2 separate regions of the Homo sapiens genome follow, and region 2 is linked to region 1. The links are chromatin loops, found by intact Hi-C in ENCODE. Cell type or tissue: Calu3. All regions are shown on one strand. Links, peaks and the distances in the headings refer to the core of each region. The heading gives the core; the rest is flanking DNA. Region 1 has its middle 42 kb from the start of SGPP1. Region 2 overlaps PPP2R5E (protein phosphatase 2 regulatory subunit B'epsilon).

What was found. A loop is a pair of places that touch in the nucleus more often than their neighbours do. Peaks named below come from ENCODE experiments on the same cell type or tissue, not always from the same donor. Only the 100,000 strongest peaks of a DNase experiment are listed, where the experiment ranks them.
Region 2: it touches region 1 in a loop (7-fold over the local background); 50 of 110 quality-filtered maps call a loop at or near these places.

The regions. Positions count from the first base shown.
Region 1 is chr14:63,768,726-63,771,638 of GRCh38, forward strand. It overlaps a transcript of SYNE2 not described here. Among named protein-coding and RNA genes, the nearest start is that of SGPP1, 42 kb to the left of the region's middle. In Calu3, for the core only: no CTCF peak of the experiment used is centred there; a DNase peak (open chromatin) is centred at 1,656.
Region 2 is chr14:63,387,624-63,390,536 of GRCh38, forward strand. PPP2R5E (protein phosphatase 2 regulatory subunit B'epsilon) reads right to left here. Exons shown (of 14, transcript NM_006246.5): 11 at 1,989-2,108. Among named protein-coding and RNA genes, the nearest start is that of GPHB5, 70 kb to the left of the region's middle. In Calu3, for the core only: a CTCF peak has its summit at 1,334; a DNase peak (open chromatin) is centred at 1,378.

The DNA of each region.
Region 1 (2,913 bases), core at 219-2,718:
ACAAACAAACTAAACCTCCAGCTAAGAAAGTTGCTCTGGATTCCTATTTGTTGGTGCCTTGAGGAGCAAGGTACAAGGTGCATATCACTAGTCTGGCTTCCAGGACAAGACTGTGATCACTTGGAGATCACAGTCATAGAGGAACTGGTTTTCAGACAGGCACCTAGATGATGAAGAACAAAACACAAGACATATTAATTGCAATGAGGATTTAGGAGGTGGCAGAATCCTATTACTAGGTCTAGCCAATAAGATTAGAAGAGGACAGGTTGAGCATGGTGGCTTACACCTTTAAGCCCAGCACTTTGGAAAGCCAGGGCAAGAGGATGGCTTGAGCCCAGGAGTTTGAGACCAGCCTGGGCAATACAGTGAGACCTCATCTCTAAAAAAATGTTTTAAAAAAGATTAGAATAAAACAAGCTTAACTTGTAGGAAGTAACCAGAGCGATGAAGTAAACTTCCACTTTCAGAATTGGTTCCAGCATCTAGAGATAGGTCAAGACTGTAGTGCCTGGGGAACAATCTAAGAATAGAGAATCAGGAAGGCCATTAAATATTACAGGGGTAGGCCAGGCATGTTGGCTCATGCCTGTAATCCCAGCACTTTGGGAGGCCAAGGCAGGCAAATTGCTTGAGCTCAGGAGTTCAAGACTCACCTGGAGACCAGGCACAGTGGCTCACGCCTGTAATCCCGCACTTTGGGAGGCCGAGACAGGCAGATCATGAGGTCAGGAGATCGAGACCATCTTGGCTAACATGGTGAAACCCCGTCTCTACTAAAAATACAAAAAAATTAGCTGGGCGTGGTGGCGGGCGCCGGTAGTCCCAGCTACTTCGGGAGGCTGAGACAGGTGAATGGCGTGAACCCGGGAGGTGGAGTTTGCAGTGAGTCGAGATCGCGCCACTGCACTCCAGCCTGGGCAACAGAGCGAGACTCCATCTCAAAAAAAAAAAAAAAGACTCACCTGGGCAACAAGGTGAAACCCTGTCTCTAAAAAAAAAAAAAAAGAAAGAAAAAGAAAAATCAGCTGAGTGTGGTGGCATGCACCTGTGGTCCCAGTTACTCAGGAGGCTGAGGCGGGAGGATCACTTAAGCCCAGGAGGTGGAGGTTGCAGTGAGCCAAGATTGTGTCACTGCACTCTAGCCTGGGCAACAGAGCCAGATCCTGTCTCAAAAAAAAATTCTAGGGGCAACATATATATATATTTGAGATGGTCTTGCTCTGTTGTCCTGACTGGAGTGCAGTGGCACAATCACAGCTCACTGCAGCCTTGACCTCCGCGGACAAGCAATCCTCCTGCCTCAGCCTCCCAAGTAGCTGGGACCACAGGTGTGCCATCATGCCTGGCTAATTATTTTTTATTTTTATCTTTTGTAGAGACAGTGTCTTATCATGTTGCCCAGGCTTATGTATAATATTGAACTAGTTATTTCATCTCATGATGTCTTATTGTACATAGTCATATGGAAAAACAAAATTAAAATAATGAAATACCGGGGGAAAGATGTGACATACTGCAAAAATACATTAAAACTCCAAGATCTTGATGTAAGCAATAGTGAAAAATACCCATAAAAATGTTAAGTAAAGCTAAACTCCCCTATCCTGTGTGGACTTGAATGCTACTATGCCACATTCATCGACCTCTTTGGGCTCCCTCTGGTGGCACATTAGTCCTCAGTGATAACTGAGTATTTTGGAGAATTTCTTGTAAATTCCTGTGGATGAAAGCTTCATTGAATAGTTTTTTAGCTAACCAGTCATAAATATTCAAATAAGTATAAAATGATGGCTGGGCACAGTGGCTTATGTCTGTAATCCCAGCACTTTGGGAGGCTAAAGCAGGAGGATCACTTGAGCCAGGGAGTTTGGGACCAGCCTGGACAACATAGTGAGACACTGTTTTTACCGAAATAAAGAAAAGGGGTGGCACATACCTGTGGTCCCAGCTATTCAGGAGGCTGAGCTGGGAGGATCATTTGAGCTCAGGAGATTGAGCCTGCAGTGAGCTGTGATTGTGCCACTGCACTCCAGCCTGGGTGACAGAGCAAGATCCCATATCCACTGTGTGAGCCACTGTGCCCAACCAAACATTTTTCAATAAAAAAAAATTTTAAATTCATCAACCCTGGCTTACAGAAGTCAATTTAAAAAAAAATTGAGAGACAGGGTCTCACTATATTGCCCAGGTTGGTCTTCATCTCCTGGCCTCAAGTGTTCCTCCTGCCTGGGCCTCCAAAAATGCTGGGATTCCAGGGATAAGTCATCATGCCCGACCTAAAATCAGTCAATTTTTGATGTTGGTGAGGAAATAGAGTCACAGAAACCCTTATACACTCTTTTTTTTTTTTTTTTTTTTTGAGACGGAGTCTCGCTCTGTGGCCCAGGCGGGAGCGCAGTGGCGCAATCTCGGCTCACTGCAAGCTCCGCCTCCCGGGTTCACGCCATTCTCCTGCCTCAGCCTCCCGAGTAGCTGGGACTACAGGCGCCCACCATCACGCCCGGCTATTTTTTTTGTATTTTTAGTAGAGACGGGGTTTCACCGTGTTAGCCAGGATGGTCTCGATCTCTTGACCTCGTGATCCGCCCGCCTCGGCCTCCCAAAGTGCTGGGATTACAAGCGTGAGCCACCGCGCCCGGCCCCTTATACACTCTTGATGTGACTGAAATTTTGCTAATGACTTTGGATAAAAATTTGGTATTGTCTTAAAAATTGAAAATGTCATTTCTAATCCAGCAATTTCACTCCTATGTATTTACCTTAGAGAAACTTTGGCACAAACACCAACAAACATATGTGGGAATTTCTTGGCTAAAGTGTTCATAATAGCAAAACCTGGAAACGTCATAGAAGGATAAAACTGTAGTGTATTAAAAACACTAAACACAGGCCGGGCATGGTGGCTTACGC
Region 2 (2,913 bases), core at 254-2,753, 380 kb before region 1:
TTCCCTTTGTTCTCAATTTTACTTCTGCCAAATAATTTAAAATCCTTTTTTCTTTCTTCGACAAATTGAATTGTGTCCCCTCCACAATTCATATGTTGAAGTCCTAATCCCCAACGTGACTATATTTGGACACAAGACTTTTAGGAGGTAATTAAGGTTACATGAGCTCATAAGGGTGGGGTCCTAACCAGATAATACAGGGGCCTTATAAGAAGAGGAAGAGAGTGAGATTGCCTCTCTCTGTATGCACATGCCAGGAAAGGCCACGTGAGCATACAGCAAGAAGAAGGCCATCTGCATGCCAGAAAGCAGGATCTCACCAGAAACCAACCATGCTGTCATCCTGATCTCAAACTTCTGGCCTCCAGGGCTGTGAGAAAATAAATGTCGTTTAAGTCGCCAGTCTTGTTATGGCAGCCCAAGCTGACAAAGACATGGCCTCTCTTTTCTAAGCTTCTGAGTAACGCTTAGGCCTTTCTGGTGATGCTCTTTTTTTTTTTTTCTCCTTTCTTTTTTCTTTCTTTTTTTGTTTTTTAGATGGAGTTTCGCTCTTGTTGCCCAGGCTGGAGTACAATGGCATGATCTCAGCTCACTGCAATCTCTGCCTTCCAGTTTCAAGCGATTCTCCTGCCTCAGCTTCCCGAGTAGTTGGGATTACAGGCGCCCGCCACCACGTCCAGCTAATTTTTGTATTTTTAATAGAGACAGGGTTTCACCATGGTGGCCAGGCTGGTCGCAAACTCCTGACCTCATGATCCACCCGCCTCAGCCTCCCAAAGTGCTGGGATCACAGGCATGAGCCACTGCGCCCAGCCGATGATGCTCATTTTTAAAAAAATACTTGTTCCTTGACCTCCATAATGCCAAACATCCTGCTGAAAACTGAAAAAAATAAGGTAAACAATCCAGATGTGTGAGCACTAAAGGCCCTGAGTGGTATCAAAATATCTATATACTGTTCTGTAATTTTTCCATTTTTATTCAGGCTTGTCATGATTTCTATCTTCTTTTTTCTTGCTTTGCGGTACAACTGCTAGACTGCCATAAAGTCACTGCTTTAACATATTAACATGTCTTTTGGTCAGAAATCAAAACAACAGCAGCAGCTAGTGTCTCTAACTATACAGCATAGTTGACAGCTTAGGGAAAAAGTCCGCCATCAAATGACACCGTTAGAGGTCTGGTTCTGCGCTAAGAACCACAGTCTGAACAATCTCTTCCAATCAATAGGCACAGTCTAGGTTTATGAAACGGGCCTTAGGTGAGACAGCCAAAGAATCAAACCTAACGTGTGCTCCCCCAGTTTACCCTTCTTCCCTCCTGTGTGGGTTCCACAGCACTGCAGCCATGGCCCCAAGAAAGAAAAGTGTTGCCCCGAGTGGCCACGAGGAGGCAGAGCAGTGCTATGGGAAGGTCACCGGCTTTAGCAAGCAGCTACACCAAAGATCAAAATTTGACTCTACTCTCTATTAACTTGGGACCTATAGTAAATTGTTCTCCAAGCCTCATTTTTTTTTTTTTTTCATCTAGAAAAGCTTCAGAGGATAATGGGACATTTATAAATAATGTACCTAAAGTATCTAGCATAGTAAGGAATATTAGGTTTTCTCCTTTTCCTCTTAAACATTATTTAGCATTCTCTCTTACACACTAGAGAAACCTCACCAGCCCACTTATTTAGAAATTATCTGAAATACTTTTGACCACTTTGAGCTTCAGTGTTCACATCTGTATGTCTTTAAAAAAAAAACATAATGCCCTCCTTGCAGGGTGTTAGGAGAATTAAAGTTACTGGAGAGAAAGCACCATTACTGTGGCTGTTAGGCAGCAAGTGCTCAAGATAAGCTGGCCACTATTAAAATTATCATCATGTGAGGGGATAGCAAATAAACAATAGGTAGCTAGGGTCCATTACATTGCTTTTGAAACAAATAAAATTTAACCAAAATAACTCATGCTCCCTGGCTCATGTCCTCTTTACTACTAACCTGAAAATGGGGGCTAGATACACACTTGGCGATTTGTTTAAACAAAGGTTCTTGGATTTTAACAAATTGTGAAGGTTCAATCACATCCAATATTTCTTCCAGTTCCCCAAGGAACATGACCTGTAAGTACAAGCAAAATACAAGATGTGAGGCACATCATGAAAAAAAATCCATAAGAACAAGGAGGATTAATGAGAGTTTGGATTATTTTAAGAAAAATTTACACATAAAACCAAACATACATGAACCAGTCATTATCCCATGTTAGAAGATGTTCGTTCCACAAAGAATTCACCATAGGGTACTTGGAAAAATTCTACGTACTTGGAAAAAATACTCTACTTGGTATATATATTACATAGAACGAGGGACACTCACACACTGCACCGGCCCCTGAGAAGCAAAACTGACCCCGTAGGGCCTTCCTCTCTATTATTAGTAATCCAGCTCTCTTTCCACAACACTTTTTTTTTTAAAAAAAACAATGAGAAGGTGGCCCTCCTAAATGGAAGAGGCAAAAGTTCAAATGTGGTTATTTGCCAAATACGTACAGCCCCTGCTACATGCTCAATGCTCTAGAACGCACTCATTAATACAACAAAAAGTTCAAGAAACACAAATGAGCAGACTCACTCACATGCAGGTGCCACTTCAAACCCATAAGCATGCACTGACGCATTCTCGACACACACACACACACACACACACACACACACACACACACGCTTGCTCTCTACAAAGCACAGTGAATCTTGTGAACTCAGCACCGGGTGCCGCAAGAAACAGAGTTTTTAGATCACAATATGGAGCCAAATCTGCAGTAGAGTCAATTGTTTTAAATATAATGGGAAAATGACAGATAAATAAAAACCAGTTTACGTATTTAGCTATGAAAAAATAATTACTTTGAAAAAATAAAGTGAGC